2 separate regions of the Homo sapiens genome follow, and region 1 is linked to region 2. Evidence: chromatin loops called from intact Hi-C (ENCODE). Cell type or tissue: GM12878. All regions are shown on one strand. Each heading gives the region's core, and the rest is flanking DNA. Links, peaks and the distances in the headings are about the cores only. Region 1 overlaps LOC124909478 (a long non-coding RNA gene). Region 2 overlaps ZDHHC19 (zDHHC palmitoyltransferase 19).

Evidence for each region. Peaks named below come from ENCODE experiments on the same cell type or tissue, not always from the same donor. Only the 100,000 strongest peaks of a DNase experiment are listed, where the experiment ranks them.
Region 1: it touches region 2 in a loop (10-fold over the local background); 31 of 110 quality-filtered maps call a loop at or near these places.

What each region holds. Positions count from the first base shown.
Region 1 is chr3:196,022,198-196,030,529 of GRCh38, reverse strand. It overlaps LOC124909478 (a long non-coding RNA gene), which reads left to right. Exons shown (of 5, transcript XR_007096234.1): 2 at 3,270-3,393; 3 at 6,572-6,724. Among named protein-coding and RNA genes, the nearest start is that of TFRC, 56 kb to the left of the region's middle. In GM12878, for the core only: a CTCF peak has its summit at 4,302 (motif pointing left); no DNase peak of the experiment used is centred there; H3K27me3 peaks cover 151 bases.
Region 2 is chr3:196,193,067-196,201,398 of GRCh38, reverse strand. It overlaps ZDHHC19 (zDHHC palmitoyltransferase 19), which reads left to right. Exons shown (of 8, transcript NM_001039617.2): 6 at 2,525-2,610; 7 at 2,948-3,123; 8 at 3,674-3,947. The coding sequence ends at 3,104. Among named protein-coding and RNA genes, the nearest start is that of ZDHHC19, 14 kb to the left of the region's middle. RefSeq lists enhancers at 2,366-3,311, 4,698-4,797, 4,828-4,897, 7,021-7,150, 7,211-7,340 and 1 more and a cis regulatory region at 6,953-7,612. In GM12878, for the core only: a CTCF peak has its summit at 4,598 (motif pointing right); a DNase peak (open chromatin) is centred at 4,595; H3K27ac peaks cover 1,185 bases.

The DNA of each region.
Region 1 (8,332 bases), core at 208-8,207, 170 kb after region 2:
CACATTGATTGATTTGCATATGTGGAACCTACCTTGCATCCCTGGTATCAATCCCACTTGGTCGTGATGAATGATATTATTAATATGTTGCTGAATTAGGTTTGCTAGTATTTTGTTGTGGATTTTTGCATAAATGTTCATCAAAGATATTGGCCTGAAGTTTTTTTTCTTTTGTTCTTTTTTAAAATGTGCCTTTGTCTGGTTTGGTATCAAGGTAATATTAACCTTGTAGGATGAGTTTGGAAGTATCCCCTCCTCCTCTATTTTTTGGAATAGTTTGAACAGGATTGGTATTAGTTATTTAAATATTTGGTAAAATTCAGCAGTGAAGCCTTCAGGTCCTGGGCTTTTCTTTACTGGGAGACTTTTGATTATGGCTTTGATTTCATTATTAGTTATTGGTCTGTTCAGGTTTTGGATTTCTTCGTGGTTCAATCACAGTAGGTTGAATATGTCTAGGAATTTATCCACTTCTAGGTTTTCCAATTTATTAGCAACATATAGTTTTCATAGAAGTCTCTAGTGAGCCTTTGAATCTCTGCAGTATCCGTTGTAATGCCTCCTTTTACATTTCTGATTTTATCTATTTGAGTCTTTTTTCTTTTTTTCTTAGTCTGGCTAAAGGTTTGTCAATTTTGTTTATCTTTTCAAAAAACAAACTTTTTTGTTTTTTTGATTTTTTTTTATTTCAATTTCATTTATTTCTGCTCTGATCTTTATTATTTGTTTTCTTCTGATTTTGGGTTTGACTTGCTCTTGCTTTTCTCGTTCTTTCTTTTCTTTTCTTTTTTTTTTTTTTTTGAGACTGATTCTCACTCTGTCACCCAGGCTGGAGTGCAGTGGTGCCATCTCCGCTCACTGCAACCTCTGCCTCCTGGGTTCGAGCAATTCTCCTGCCTCAGCCTCCTGAGTAGCTGGGATTACAGGTGCCTGGCACCACACCCAGCTAATTTTTTGTATTTTTGGTAGAGACAGGGTTTCAATATGTTGGCCAGGCTGGTCTTGAACTCCTGACCTCAAGCAATCCACCCGTCTCAGCCTCCCAAAGTGCTGGGATTACAGGCATGAGCCACCGCGCCTGGCTCGCTCTTCTAGTTCTTTAAGATGCATTGTTAGGTGGTTTATTTGAAGTTTTTCTACTTTCTTTCTTTCTTTTTTTTTTTTTTGAGACAGCGTCTCAATCTGTTGCCCAGGATGGAGTGCAGTGGTACAATCTTGGCTCACTGCAACCTCTGCCTCCTAGGTTCAAGAGATTCTCATGTCTCGGCCTCCCGAGTAGCTGGGATTAGAGGCGTGTGCCACCCCGCCCTGCTAATTTTTGTATTTTTATTTATGTATTTATTTAGGAGACAGAGTCTTGCTCTGTCACCCAGGCTGGAGTGCAATGGCACAATCTCAGCTCACTGCAACCTCTGCCTCCTGGGTTCAAGCGATTCTCCCACCTCAGCCCCCCGACTAGCTGGGACTACAGGCACCCGCCACCACGCCCAGCTAATTTTTGTATTTTTAGTAGAGACAGGGTTTCACCATATTGACCAGGCTGGTCGCTGGTCTTGAACTCCTGACCTTGTGATCCGCCCACCTCAGCCTCCCAAAGTGCTGGGATTACAGGCGTGAGCCACCGTGCCTGGCCTGTAATCTTTAAAGCTCAATAGAAATGTAAGATCTTGCTATTGTTATGCGATTATAAAATCTTCCATTCCTTGCTTTTTCCTTGGTTGCTGGCCTAGAAACTAAATCAATTCTGTTCTCTTTTTATTTTTTAAAAGTAATCTCGAACATGTGAAATTGCTGATATTTTAATGTATTGCTGATGTTTCATCTATTCCAATGGTAGCTTCCTCTGGTTTCTTCTAATAGTTAAAACTCTATCATGCCTATAATCCCAGCACTTTGGGAGGTCAAGGCGGGCAGATCACCTGAGGTCAGAAGTTTGAGACCAGCCTGGCCAACATGGCAAAACCCTGTCTCCACTTAAAAGATGAAAATTGGCAGGAGAATCGCTTGAACCCGGGAGACCTTGGTTGCAGTGAACCAAGATTACACCACTGTACTCCAGTCTGGGCAACAAAGCGAGACTCAGAAAAAAAAAAAAATATATATATATATATATATATATATATGTATGTATATATACACACACATATCAAAGCAATATATTTGTATAGTGAAACCTCAGACAGTGCCACTAAGTGAATGATAATATAAAACTCTTATTTCTTATTTTGCTATGATGTTAGGTTCTCAACAATCATTCCGCCTGCTGGTTTACCTTGGTCTTTTTTCCCATTGAGATGGGTTTCCCTTCAATGTCTGGTGATTCTTCATTGTTCACATTTAATAGTGACACGTGAAGAAGGAGAATGAGTCTGTGTTATCATTAGTGAAAGGCTCGTCTAGATGGTGATTCTTCACTGTTCACATTTAATAGTGACACGTGAAGAAGGAGAATGAGTCTGTGTTATCATTAGTGAAAGGCTTGTCTAGATGGTGATTCTTCATTGTTCACATTTAATAGTAACACATGAAGGAGAATGAGTCTGTGTTATCATTAGTGAAAGGCTCGTCTAGGTGGTGATTCTTCACTGTTCACATTTAATAGTAACACATGAAGGAGAATGAGTCTGTGTTATCATTAGTGAAAGGCTCGTCTAGATGGTGATTCTTCACTGTTCACATTTAATAGTGACACGTGAAGAAGGAGAATGAGTCTGTGTTATCATTAGTGAAAGGCTCGTCTAGATGGTGATTCTTCACTGTTCACATTTAATAGTGACACGTGAAGAAGGAGAATGAGTCTGTGTTATCATTAGTGAAAGGCTCGTCTAGGTGGTGATTCTTCACTGTTCACATTTAATAGTAACACATGAAGGAGAATGAGTGTGTTATCATTAGTGAAAGGCTCGTCTAGGTGGTGATTCTTCACTGTTCACATTTAATAGTAACACGTGAAGGAGAATGAGTGTGTTATCATTAGTGAAAGGCTCGTCTAGAGGTTTTGCTTCGGGGAGTCGATGGGGTTTCCGCATGTTAGTAAGTGATGCCTTTGGTCTGGATGGTTTCCTTCCTCTGGAGAAAACCTTCTCCTCTCCTCTCTGGAAGGCAGCTGCTTGCTTGTTGGTTGTTGGTGTTCTACTCACTGGTTACCCGAGGGGTGGGGTGCTGGCATCGGTGAGGGAGGATAATGAGGGTTGACTGTCAATGTACAGATTTTAATCGACCCTCCTGTTTTCTGATGCCTGCCTCACTTCTCTGCCCCTCACCCCCAGGAAGGTCCACAGATGATGCTCCTTCTCACGGATGCGAGGCCATCAAATCACTTTTTGTCTCCGCTGCTCTCTCTCCATCGTGGATAGCCACCATGGTTTCTCAGGAGGGAAAGGACACAACTGGGTCAGTATTTCGTCTACCATCTTTAACTTGGAAGCTTCTTCTTCCAACTAAAGCTAGAATAGCAAAGCTTGAGAAAGGGTTTTGAAAATATTTAGTAACTCAAGTTTTTGGGATGATTTGAACATCTTAAGGCACTAAGTTACTGGGTTTTCTGAAAATGGTGATGGGGAATCATTAATTAATTAATTAATCTCTGCTTTGTTTTAAATATATTGCACCAGGTTTGTGTGTTAGAATTCACACTCAAAAAGTACAGGTTTAATTTTGATATATTTTCTTTGAAGAAATAGCTTAACTGCTCTTCAATGCTATACTTAGGATGTGGCCAAATCTTTATTTGAGACAAAATGTATTATTTCTCTCTATGTAAATTAAGATGTTGTACTTTGAAAAATCATTCCTTTGGGAATTTTTAGATCTTTCTCAGTTTTCTTGAACCTTTTGTGTAAGAGCAATGACCTTATATTTGTCACATTGTTCCTATTAAACACTTAGCTGTGGGCACGAAAGAAACGGGCAGTTCTGTTACAAGAATAAGGTGGAGAAGGTAGTATCACTCTTACTCTTTCATGGATGGGCAAACAGGTTCAGGAATTTCCCAGAACCAAGGTTTTCTATCTTATAATTGGGTGTTCTTTGTCTCACAACATGCGCTTCGTCCTTCCGTATGAATCTCTTTGCTCAGGCTGACTCTGAATGTCAGCTCTCACATGCTAAGCACACATTAATTTCTCTTATCCTTTATTCCCACCTAGTGTGCGGGTGGTTTTGAGAGGATCCTGTACGGTATGGTCCTCAGGTGCTTGGCAAAATGGGTCCACCCCCTCCCGGGTAACCCTGGCTCTAGGCCCTCTTCCATGTCCTGGCCTTCCCCAGCAGTCCCCTGGAGCCCTCTGGCGACCAAAACTCCACAGTGAAGCGCCGCCTGGAGTGGTGGCCGGTGAAGGGTTCCCAGTTCGGGACACGTTATTCCTCTTCTGTAAAAACTGCACCACTTTCAGCTAGACTCTCAGGCAAAGGCACAGAAAATTACCTGATTAGATTCATGATCTTTTAGAGGTTTCCTATCGCTGAGGTCATCTGAGCCAGCAGTTTTCAAAATGAGTTGACAGCTTCATATCCTAAAATGTTGCATTTAAATTCCAGTTAAAAATAGTTTAACTACTGTATTTTTCCATTCTAAGACAGATTTTTTTCATGCTTTGCTTTTTCTGGAGTTAGCATGCATCTTATAATTGATACACTTCATTTAATATGATGGGATCTCTTCTGTTCTTCTAAAAAATTATCAATACATTTGTGATGAATATTGGTTTAATAGCATCTCAGAATGTAAAACATCCAGGTTGCAATCATTACCTCTTCTACAATATTTAGGTGAAGAAGGTCATATTTCTTTCTTTTTTAAGTCAAATTATATCTAGCAGAAACTCCCATATATCAAGATGTGGAAGATTCCAATTCACGGAGGTTCCTCGTCATATTCTGTGCCAGACACTGGAGGCCGGTATGGTGGGACTTCATGCTCCGCACCTTCCTGTCTCACTACTTTTCCTGTGACTGCCAATTGCTGGCCCTTTACTCTGAAGGGGGTTAGAGGACGACTGCCTCTGGCATTGGGGAGGGGATACTCCTCACAGCACAAGAAGTGGCAAGAAAGCAGCTGACAAATGCTGGAACCTTGGCCACACCAACCACATCTGGGGAATTGCATGTGACTAGGGCCAAGCCCATTAGGAATGCTCCTTTTCTGGGAACATCTCTCCAGTATCTTCGTTTTGATTTCCCATTGGCTAGTCCAGCTTACCCCCTTAGATTATTCTAGATCTCCCCAGAAAATACCTGGGTAAGAGTTATCCAGGCAAATTCTCTTTTCCTCCTTTTAACCCTAAAGGCTATATTGGGTGTATGTGTGCACGTGTGTGTGCGTGTGCGTGTGTGTGCATGTGTGTGCCTGCGCGTGCGTGTGCTCGTGTGTGTGCGCGTGTGTGTGCGCTCATGCGTGCATGGGTGTGTGTGTGTTACAGAGAGATCTAATCTGCAGAAGCACAGCTTCTGGGAAAAGGGAAAAGGGCTGCTTTATTTCCTGATGCCTCCAAAGCACACACAAAGAAGATATAAGTTAGTACTTGCTCTAATATTCCATCTGTAACATTGAGCATTTAAAAGTCATAATAATACATTAAAATACCATGCCCATACAAGTGCATTTAAAATGTAGCATTAATGAAACAATTAAATGTCCCAACTTAACCTGTCTTCTTGCAAGCCACGAAATAAATTTCTCCCACTATCTCTATGTGTATGTTTACCATTTGTGCAAATTTACCACTGAAAAGAGATTGTAGACAATTTTTATTTTGATAGCAATCCACTCATGTAAAATTACACACAGAAATACTACTATAACCCATGTGTATTGCAAGATCCAATTAAATGTAAACCAAGGCCCATTTGTTCATGCATGTGTTTTTATGATTTTGTCTGTTGTTTCTCTGACTTACATATTTATAATACAGAATGTGAGAAGAGTGAGCTCTTTGTAGTTATTTAGCTTTAAGGCATAGACAACTGTTTTAGAACCTTTAAAAAGCAATTGCAGATTTTTTTAAAAGTCTCTTGAAATTACAAGTCCTTTTTAAAAATTATTATTCTTTGAAACTACTTTTCTGTATACATCAAGATTTATCAATAGCATATGAACAAAATAAAACGGGACAGGATGGTAATGGCCACCTCATATTGCTTATTTCTTTTATAATAACTAAGTCATATAAATTGAGCTCACAAAAATATTTATATTAATAAAATTATAATTTATCATTGGTAATGTCTGAGTTTTTCTTGTACATTTTTATGTAGCAAGAAAAAAATTTTTACTGTTAAAAATGGTTTTTAAAAAATCGCAGCAAGCCTAAGCCCCTTCATTTTACGAACACAATAACCTGAGGCTCATCAGGGCTGGTGACTCACACAGGCGCACACTCAGCATTGCTGGATGTCGGCTCAGGATCCAGAATGCATTTGAACAACTCACGCTAAGTTAATAAACGCACTTTAAGATAAGCCCATATTAATCCCAAAGTAACTAAACTTGTGGAATTTGTAAAAGAAGATGTTTATGAACGAGGACATGGCATTTCCACATTACTTCTGATTCTCCCCTTTCTAAAAGCAGAATCTACGGTCTCTATTTTCCCGTTGCGAGATTTCAGCGGAGAGCCTGGTGGCACTTACAGCAGACATCACAGATGCCTCAGCGTTTCGGATGAGGACAGTAAAGACCTTCCTTGCTTCATGAAACCTTCGTTTTCCAGGGGAGAAAACACAGGTTGAGTCTAAACTCAGTCCTCCTGTTGAAATATTTTAATGACGCTGAAAGAGGCTGTTGCGTTTGGCAGGTGCGTGTGGAGCTGTGTGGCCCTGCACTGAAGCCCTGCAGTCCTGACTTCTGAGTGGAGCTACAGGAGAATTATGTTAATGTGTTTGCACTACTCGCTCAGTTGTAAAAAGTTACAAATATATTTAATGAGGATAAAATAGTTTAACAATGTTTACACACCTATTTTAGTTATTACATTCTCTAAGCTATTTTTATCCTCACAACCATGGAAGCACTCCGCCATCTCCATTTCAGAAAGTAGACAATAACTGAAAAAAAACTGTCTACTTTTTTAAAACGTGATTTACTTCATTATGAAAGTTCATAGTTTATGTAATTAATACCTTTTTGTGGTCTGCGTTCAGTGGGTGTTGGCATCTGCACACTGTCGTGGGTCCACTGTTGTGGTGAAATCGCACACAGTGATCTCACTGCCCTAAACATCCGGGGCTCTCTGCCCATCCATCCTTTCCTCTCCCCAACCCCTGTCGACCACTGATTATTTTACTATCTATGTAATTTTCCCTTTTCCAAAATGTCACGTAATTACATAGATATTTTACTCTCTATGTAGTTTTTCCTTTTCCAAAATGTCACATAATTGGAATCATACAGTATGTAGCCTTTTTGGCTTCTTTCACTTAGTAATGTGCATTTTGGGTCCCTGTATGCCTTTTCATGACTTGATAGCTCATTTCTTTTCTCACTGAATGATATTCCATTGTCTGTAGGTACCAGAATTTATTTCTCAATTCACCTACTGAAGGACATGTTGGTCACCTCGTTTCTGGTAATTCTGAATAAAGCTTCTATGTAGGTGCCAGCCCTACAGGGTTTGTGGGTTTTTTCTCCCCATGTGCAGAGATGAGAGATTGTAGAAAAAGAGACACAAGACAAAGAGATAAAAGAAAAGACAGCTGGGACCGGGGGACCACTACCACCAAGACGCAGAGACCAGTAGTGGCCCCGAATGCCAGGCTGCGCTGTTATTTATTGGATACAAAGCAAAAGGGGCAGGGTAAAGACTGTGAGTCATCCAACTGATTGATAAGGTCACGGAGTCACGTGTCCACCAGACAGGGGGCCCTTCCCTGTTTGGCAGCCGAGTCAGAGAGACAGAGAGGACAGCTTATGCCATTATTTTTTCTATGCTCTTTTCAGAAAGATCAAAGACTTTAATACTTTCACTAATTTGCTACTGCTATCTAGAAGGCAGAGCCAGGTGTGCAGAGTGGAACATGAGAGCGGACCAGGAGCGTGACCACTGAGGCACAGCATCACAGGGAGACGGTTAGGCCTCCGGATAACTGCAGGCGGGCCTGACTCATGTCAGGCCCTCCACAAAAGGTGGAGGAGTAGAGTCTTCTCTAAACTCCCCCGGGGAAAGGGAGACTCCCTTTCCCGGTCTGCTAGGTAGCGGGTGTTTTTCCTTGACACTGACGCTACCACTAGACCACAGTCCGCTTGGCAACGGGCGTCTTCCCAGGCACTGGCGTTACCGCTAGACCAAGGAGCCCTCTGGTGGCCCGGTCCGGCCATAACAGAAGGCTCGCACCC
Region 2 (8,332 bases), core at 124-8,123:
GGAGAGGCAGGTACAAATGTATTGGTCAGTTTTGGCCCGGTGCGGTGGCTCACGGCTGTAATCCCAGCACTTTGGGAGGCCGAGGTGGGCGGATCATGAGGTCAGGAGTTCGAGACTGGCCAACACAGTGAAACCCCGTCTCTACTAAAAATACAAAAATTAGCTGGGCGTGATGGTGGGTGCCTGTAATCCCAGCTACTTGGGAGGCTGAAGCAGAAGAATCGCTTGAACCCGGGAGGCGGAGGTTGCAGTGAGCCAAGATCGTGCCACTGCACTCCAGCCTGGGCGACACAGTGAGACTCCGTCTCAAAAAAAAGAAAAATGTATGGGTCAGTCTTATGAATTTATTAAAGATCATCATTCCTTTAAGCATTTTTCTATGCCTCATATACAATCAACATTTTTCTATACCTTATATACATCTAATAAATAAAAATTTATTTCCCTAATGCCGGGTACAGTGACTCACACCTGTAATCCCAGCCCTTTGAAAGGCTGAGGTGGGAAGATCGCTTGAGGCCAGGAGTTCAAGACCAGCCTGGGCAACATAGCCAGACCCCATTCCTGCAAAAAAAATTAAAAATTGGCTGGGCATAGTGGTGCATGCCTGTAGTCTCAGCTACTTGGGAGACAGAGGTGGGAGGATCCCTTGAGCCCAGGAGTTTGAATTTGTGAGGACCTATGATCACTGCACTCCAGCCTGGGCAACAAGAGCAAAACTGCGTCTAAAAAAAAAAAAAAAAAAGGCCAGGCGTGGTGGCTCACGCTTGTAATCCCAGCACTTTGGGAGGCCAAGGTGGGCGGATCACGAGGTCAGGAGATCGAGACCATCCTGGCTAACACGGTGAAACCCCGTCTCTACTAAAAATACAAAAAATTAGCTGGGCGTGGTGGCGAGCACCTGTAATCCCAGCTACTTGGGAGGCTGAGGCAGGAGAATGGCGTGAACCTGGGAGGCGGAGCTTGCAGTGAGCTGAGATCGCGCCACTGCACTCCAGCCTGGGTGACAGAGCAAGACTCCATCTCAAAAAAAAAAAAATTATATATATATATACATATATATATATATATCCCTAAATTTTAAAATTCTGTCAATATATTTTTATTAGATTTTAGTTTTTCTAGAGACAGGGTCCCACTCTGTCATTCAGGCTGGAGTGCAGTGGCGTAATCATAGCTCACTGCAGCCTCGAACTCCTAGGCTCAAGGGATCCTCTCATCCCAGCCTCCCAAGAAGCTGAGACTACAGGTGCACAATGCCACAGCCACCTATTTTTATTTTTTTAGAGATGAAAGTCTCAGGCTGGTCTTGAACTTCTGGGGTCAAGAGATCCTCCCTTCTCCACCTCCCAAAACACTCGGATTACAGGTGCCAATCACCATGCCTGGCCCAAATTCCATAAATTTAATCAAAATCTTCTAAATGACTAATACAATACCAGTTTCTTTTTTCTGAGCCAGAGTGTCGCTCTGTCGCCCAGGCTGGAGTGCAGTGGCATGATCTCGGCTCACTGCAACCTCCGCCTCCCGGGTTCAAGCGATTCTTCTGTCTCAGCCTCCCGAGTAGCTGGGATCACAGGCACCCGCCACCACGCCTGGCTAATTTTTTGTATTTTTAGTAGAGATGGGGTTTCACCATGTTGGCCAGGCTGGTCTCAAACTCCTGACCTCAAGTGATCCACCTGCCTCGGCCTCCCAAAGTGCAGGGATTACAGGCGTGAGCCATCTCACCCGGCCAATACGTTTCTTTTACATGCTTTAAATACCTTAAAGTAGGCAGAATCTCAAATAGTGCAAGGATGCGTATTGCCCTATGGCAACAGTGAGTGGCGACAGTGAGCTGTTATGGAGCTGTCCAGACTTTTCCTCCCTCCAGTGAGTGCCAGCTGTCCTTGCATGGAGTCCTGGTTCCTTTGGTGGAGAATGGTGTTGAAAATCTCAGCCTTTGCGGCGGAGAGCGGGGACATGGGACACAGGGGAGTTGGTGGTGGGCAGAGATGCTGCTGGGCCACTTTCAGTGACAAAACATGACAGCAAAGGCTCTTGAAGTCAGGTGAGGCCCAGCCTGCCCTGTGGCGGAGAGGGAGTTTGGGAGGGGGTGAGGTGGATGGGTAGAGTGAGTGGGCGAAGGGGAGAGAGGAGGGAGAGAACCTGATCAAGGTCAAGAGTGCCCAGGGGACGACTTGGCCTTTACCGCATTGCGTGTTCAAGGCTTTTAGCCCAGATTTTCCTGGGCCATGTGATCATGGTTAGGGAAATACGACTGGGCCTTGCTCAACTGACCTTCCAGACAGTGACATTCAGTATCTGGAAGGAGGTAGCAGGAGGATGTGTGTGGCCAGTGGAGACCAAGAGGAGGAGGATGGGGCAGTGGTGGGGAGGTCCTTCAGTCTCCTGGCCTCCAGCTTGCTGGTGCCCTGGGCTGAGCCCTGGCTAGCTGACCAGCTCAGGGAGGGCCACTGGGCGATGGCCCAGCCATTCCTGCTGGTTCTGAGCTCCTCTTCCGGTTTCCATCCCCGACCAGTGCAGACACCTTCAGGGATACAACCCCTTCGACCAGGGCTGTGCCAGCAACTGGTATTTAACAATTTGTGCACCACTGGGACCCAAGTGAGTTGGCAAGCCAGAGGCCCAACTGGTGAACCCTGGGGGTGGGGCAGAGGTGGGTTCACCCTGGCTCCTTACCACAGCCCCAGGCCCTTACACTCACTGTTCCTGCTCCTCTGGGGTTTTCTCCAGGGCACTGGGAGCTCTGGGGCCTCCCTACGTCCTTGGCTCTGTGTGTTCCTGCCCCACTATGGCATACAGGGCTGCTGCATCCTGGATGAGGCTGGCCTCAGCTTCCTGCAGAGCTAAGCCCTGGGCCGTGTGCTTCCCAAGCTGAGGCGGGCAGGGGAGCCGGACCAGGGAGGACGGTGGCCCCTGCATCTGGCCTGCTGCTCCCCAGGTACATGGCTGAAGCTGTCCAGCTGCAGAGAGTGGTGGGGCCTGACTGGACATCCATGCCGAATCTGCACCCTCCAATGTCCCCCTCTGCTCTCAACCCCCCAGCCCCAACCTCTGGGTCCCTACAAAGCAGGGAAGGGACCCCCGGGGCGTGGTGAGGCTGCAGCTCTCCAGGAGGTAAGAAGCGTGTGTGTGCGTGGGTGTCTGTGCGTGTCGGGAGGGGGGTGTCTGCAGGTTGTGAGGGTGTGGGGGGAGGCCCCTGAGGTTTGGCTGACCCTGAAGCTGGAGCGCTCCGAGCTTGGGGGGAGGAGGGTTCTACACTGGAGGGGCGTTGGAAGCAGGGCCCAGGCCTCTAGAATACACCCAGGAGTCCCTGGAGTCACAAAGACAAATGGAGGATGACTCCCCCACTACATGTGCTGATGGGCCTCAGGCCAGTCACCTACTCGCAGGACTGAGATGAGTCTCGTGGTTTATAATTTGGCCAGGGGGTGCGGGTGGCGGGAGACTCTTTTATTTAAAGGAAACATTGACTCGAAGCCCCGTGAGACATGGAGGTGGAGCATCAGGAGGCCACCGTGGGGCTGGGCAACCCCTGCGCCCCGGGGCCTCTGCAGCACATTCTGTGGGGCCAGCCCGCTCCCTTTGCCTCCAGGAGCAGGAGACCTGGCACGAGCTGCGGGGCGGGGTCTTGTTGAGAGCACTCATGCCCCTGTTCTGTGTTTAGTTCCACACGGGCCCAGTGCTGCCCCTGCTGCTGCAGGAGCCCCCAGGCGAGGTTCGGCCTTCCTCTCGCCCCTGTGCACCCGGAGATGCCCACAGCACCAGCACCTGAGCTCACCTCCGAACCCGCCTCCTGAACCCGCCTCCTGAACCTGCCTCCTTACCTCCCACTTCCTGAGCCCTGAGTGGAAGCCTTTCTGTGCCTTGCCCTTTGCCCACTCCCCTGGTGGGACTGCCAAGACCCTCAATGCCCATTAAATACTCTTGCCTGCCTCTTACAACTGTCACGCTGCGCATGTCCGTCCTGGGTGAGGGCTTGGAGGAGGCTCTAATGGGCCGGGACAAAGACCTTCCGGGATGGAGGACCCAGGATCTGTGGAGGCCTGAGTTCAGGACCTGACACCACCTGGCTCTGTGACCTTGGACAAGACACCTAACATTTCTCTCCTCCTTAAAATTGGGCAACAATAGGCTGGGCGTGGTGGCTCACGCCTGTAATCCCAGCACTTTGGGAGGCCGGAGGCCACCTGAGGTCAGGAGTTCGAGACCAGCCTGGCCAACATAGTGAAACCCTGTCTCTAGTAAAAAATACAGAAACTAGCTGGGCTTGGTGGTACATGCCTGTAGTCCCAGCTACTAGGGAGGCTGAGGCAGGAGAATTGCTTGAACCCGGCAGTTGGAGGATGCAGTGAGCCAAGACCACACCATTGCACTCCAGCCTGGGTGACAGAGTGAGACTCTGTCTCAAAAAAAAAAAAAGGGCAACAACAACAACAGACAATAATAATAATAATAATAATTGCAGCAGTTGACTGGCCTAGCTCCCAGCTAGGGCTGGAGATGATGGAAGAGGAAAATCCACCAATGTCGGGGTGTCCGAGGTTGGGGAGCACCTGGCCTCTGCCCGGCCACACCTTTGTCTGGCTGCAGGGGGCGCTCGCAGCCCAGGGATTCACCAGGCCTGGCCTGGTCCAGCCCTGCCTCTCTGGAGCCTCTGGGGTGGGGTTAGGGCTGGCCTTACCATTTCTGGGGCCCTGAGGCTGGGAGTGGCCCCCTCCTGCCTGCCGCGTCCTGGGGAAGTGGAGGGGTGGGGGCGTTCTCCACCACGGCCCAGCCTTGCATCTTTCCTGCAGCTGTGTCTCACCCTGGTCCCTCTTTCCTGGTGGGAGGTCAGGAGCTGGTTCTGGTCTTGCCCCTGGGGTGGTCCCAGGCCCCACAAGTCTTCAGGCCCCTGGGGTTGGGGGGGTCGGGGGGACACATCTAACTGTGGCTCTGCTAGCGGCCAGAATGTGACCGTGGGACTGGGAATAATGCATCTTTCTGGAAGGCTGGCAGAGGCCGGAATGAGGTGTTTCATGCAAAACATCGGGACACAGGTACACGGTAGGCACACAGTGAGCGCGGTCAGTGTCATCATGATGATTTTCTCCACCACGCAGCTGACACACCACCCAGAGCTTCTCCAAGGACCACCTTCGAGACTGACCTGGGCCCCTTTCTTCAGGGAAGTCCCTTCTGCCAGGCTCTTCTGGCTCAGCCTTTCCGTGTCAGGGGAGGGTGGGAATTTTTATCAGGTGTTCCAGTGATTCTGCCACCTGGAGCGTCAAAATGGGCCCAAGTCACACTGTTTGCTTCCTGCCACCTTCGTATCCGGGTGAAACCAGGGTGTGGAGGAGGGTGGGGGCAGAAGGATGTCACCCAAGGGTTCAGATGAGCCACCCCCAGGTGCCGCGGAGGTGTGTGTGTCTGTGTGCTGGGGTGTGAGCGCATTCTCAGGGGGACGCTGGCCCAGCCCCTGTCCTCTCTACCGCTGGTGATGCAGGACGTCCCTCCAGATCTCCAGCCCAATGGGTCCTGCCACAACCGACCCTGCAGGCTTCAGACCCTTCCCTGTGCAGGCCCAGCCTCACCCACCTGCCTGGCATGGGCCACGGGGGAGGGGGTCCAGGAGCCTGGGCCAAGGCCGGGATGTGAATTATGGAACTGGCTGGTTGAAGAAGTGGTGCCTGCCTGGAGTCCCAGCCCACAGGGGCAAAGAAGCCCAGGCCCAGTATCTGGGGAGGCCCTGACCTTCCTCTGCCACCCTGTCCCTTAGTTCAGGACGGCACCTACTGGTCCTCGCCTCCAGGTATGCAGGGGACACACTCAGCCTCAGGCAGGGGCCTTTCAAGCCTTAAGCCAGCTGTGAGTCATTTCCCCTCACACGCTGGGCCTCAATTTCCCCACTGGGCAGACATAATTTTCCTCATAGTGTCAAAGGAGACCATGAACCCTCTGAGGGCAATGGCCTCCTGCTCTAAATGTGGATTCTAGGTCTCTCTGTCCCTCCCAGCCTGGGATTTCTTTTTTTTTTTTTGGAGACGGAGTCTTGCTCTGTCGCCCAGGCTGGAGTGCAGTGGTGCGATCTCGGCTCACCGCAGCCTCCTCCTCCTGGATTCAACTGATTCTCGTGCCTCAGCTTCCTGAGTAGCTGGAATTACAGGTGTGCACCACCATATCCAGCTAATTTTTGTAGTTGTAGTAGAGACAGAGTTTCACCATGTTAGCCAAGCTGGTCTCAAACTCCTGGGTTCAAGTGATAAGCCCACCTCAGCCTCCCAAAGGGCTGGGAATACAGGCATAAGCCACGGCGCCCGGCCCCAGCCTAGGATTTCTAAGGTTTCTTCAGGAAAGTCACTTGGATCAGGCCCCTTGGCTCCTGGAGGGTTAAGTGAGACTTAGACTGTCCCTTCCTTTGACTCCCCACCACTCCACACTCTCCCCCCTAAGCCAGGGGACCCCTCCGGGATTCTTTGCAGCCGGGCTGAGAGGCCTCGGTTCAGCTGCACCCACTTTTCCTTTCTGCCCCTTCCTTGTTTCTGTGGAATGTACCCTTGATTCTCAGATGCACCCCACCCAGTCCTTGACCCACTGATAAGGGGAGGGGTGTTATCAGAGCCCAGTTACAGGGCCTACTGTCTATACGCCCAGGAAGCCCTGCCATCTCTGCCTTCTGTGGGCTGGAGCCAAGGAGTGACCCCAGGCCTGCAAAGCCGCCAGGTGCCTGACTGTCTAGGGCTCCTCTGAGAGGTCCCCAGCTGGCCCCTAGGACCTGAAGAAAGGGGTTAGACCCTGGGATGGGGTGCCCAGGGCAGCGACCTCCCATCTCCACGCCTTTCCTCCATGGGCCTTCTGGAAGGCTCACAAGCTTCATGGGCATGTGGGGTGGGGCTCAGCCCCATCATTCCTCTCTGTGCCCAACTAGTGTGCTGTGGAGAAGTCACTGTCCTGTGCGTAGCCTCAGCTTCCTCGTCTGTAGGACTGACAGTCATAGCCACCTCCCAGGGATCACAGGATCCTAACTCTCTAGGAGAGGAAGGGACCCGGGCTGCCTCATCCAGCTGCCCCCGACCCCCAATTTCATAAGCAGGGACTCTGGGGCCCGGAGAGGGAAGTGGTTGCATCAGATCACACGGTGCAGCCAGTCTGGTGACTCTCGGGTTCCCAGGCCGCTGCCCCATCCCTGGTCCTGGGCCATTCCAGAGGAGACAGGCTTGGCTGGCAACCCCAGGGCTCTGCTCTCCAGCCCCTGTGCCTCAGAGCTGGGCTGGGCTGGGCACAGGCCCAGGGAACTGATAAGAAGGTTTAACTCTCTTCAGCCCTGTGCTGCCGGTGATAATGACCCCCTCCGCTGCCTCCCACTCAGCCCTGCCCTGCTCTGCCCTGCTCTGCCCTGCTCTGCCCTGACCCTTGGGTGGGGGCCCTGCAGGTGGCTGAGGGTGGAGCAGGGCAGGGACAGATGGGGGAAGGGGAGGTCACCGCACTGCAGGATCCAGGGCCCAGAATCCTAGTACCTCAAAGGACACAGGCACCTTGCTGGCTCTCATGGGCAGCTGGGCACAGTGCCTGACACCCATGCTCCATCTGGGTCTGACTCCCTTCTCTTTAGTTCTTAGCATGCAGAGGAATGGCTGGAGGGAAGCAGCCCAGCGGCTGAGGGCTCGCCAGAACTCCTGTACTAACAAACCCTCGATGGAGCCCTGCCTGGGCCAGGGCCTGTGCTCAGTGTCCAGGCTGCCTCCTTCAATCCTCACGACTGCTCTATGGAACTGTTATTCTAGTTTCTGAGGTGAGGAAACCAGCATGGAGCAAACAAGCAACTCCCCAAGAGGCAGAAGTGCAGCCCCTGTGACTCGTAGCCACCACGAGGTGTGTCTGTGGGCAGTTTCCACATTTTATTTCAACGTGGGGTCACAGTTAAGACGCGGGCTCTGAAGGTGGGCTGCCTGGTTTCTCCCCCTGTAATGTAAGATTAATAATTGTATCTCTAGAAGAAAACACACACACACACACACACACAAGTCGTATCTCATCGTGTGGTTATGACATGGCTTACCTAGTGCATGGAAAGAGCTTGGCACAAACCCCCACACATGACAGGTGCTTCGCAGAGGAAGCAGTGACCATCATAGCCCGATAAAGGAGGCAGGAGGCAGACCAGGCCTTGGGATGCCAGTTACCATGACAACAGCCTCTGACTCCTGTCCGGCTGGGTGCGGGTTTCCCTGTGGCCCTGACAACAGAGGTAAAGGGTGCTGCTTCGGACACGAGGTCTTTGTTACTGTTTTACACAAAACTCCCCAACACTGGTGTCTCCAGGCCAGAAGGGATGGGGGCATGGGCT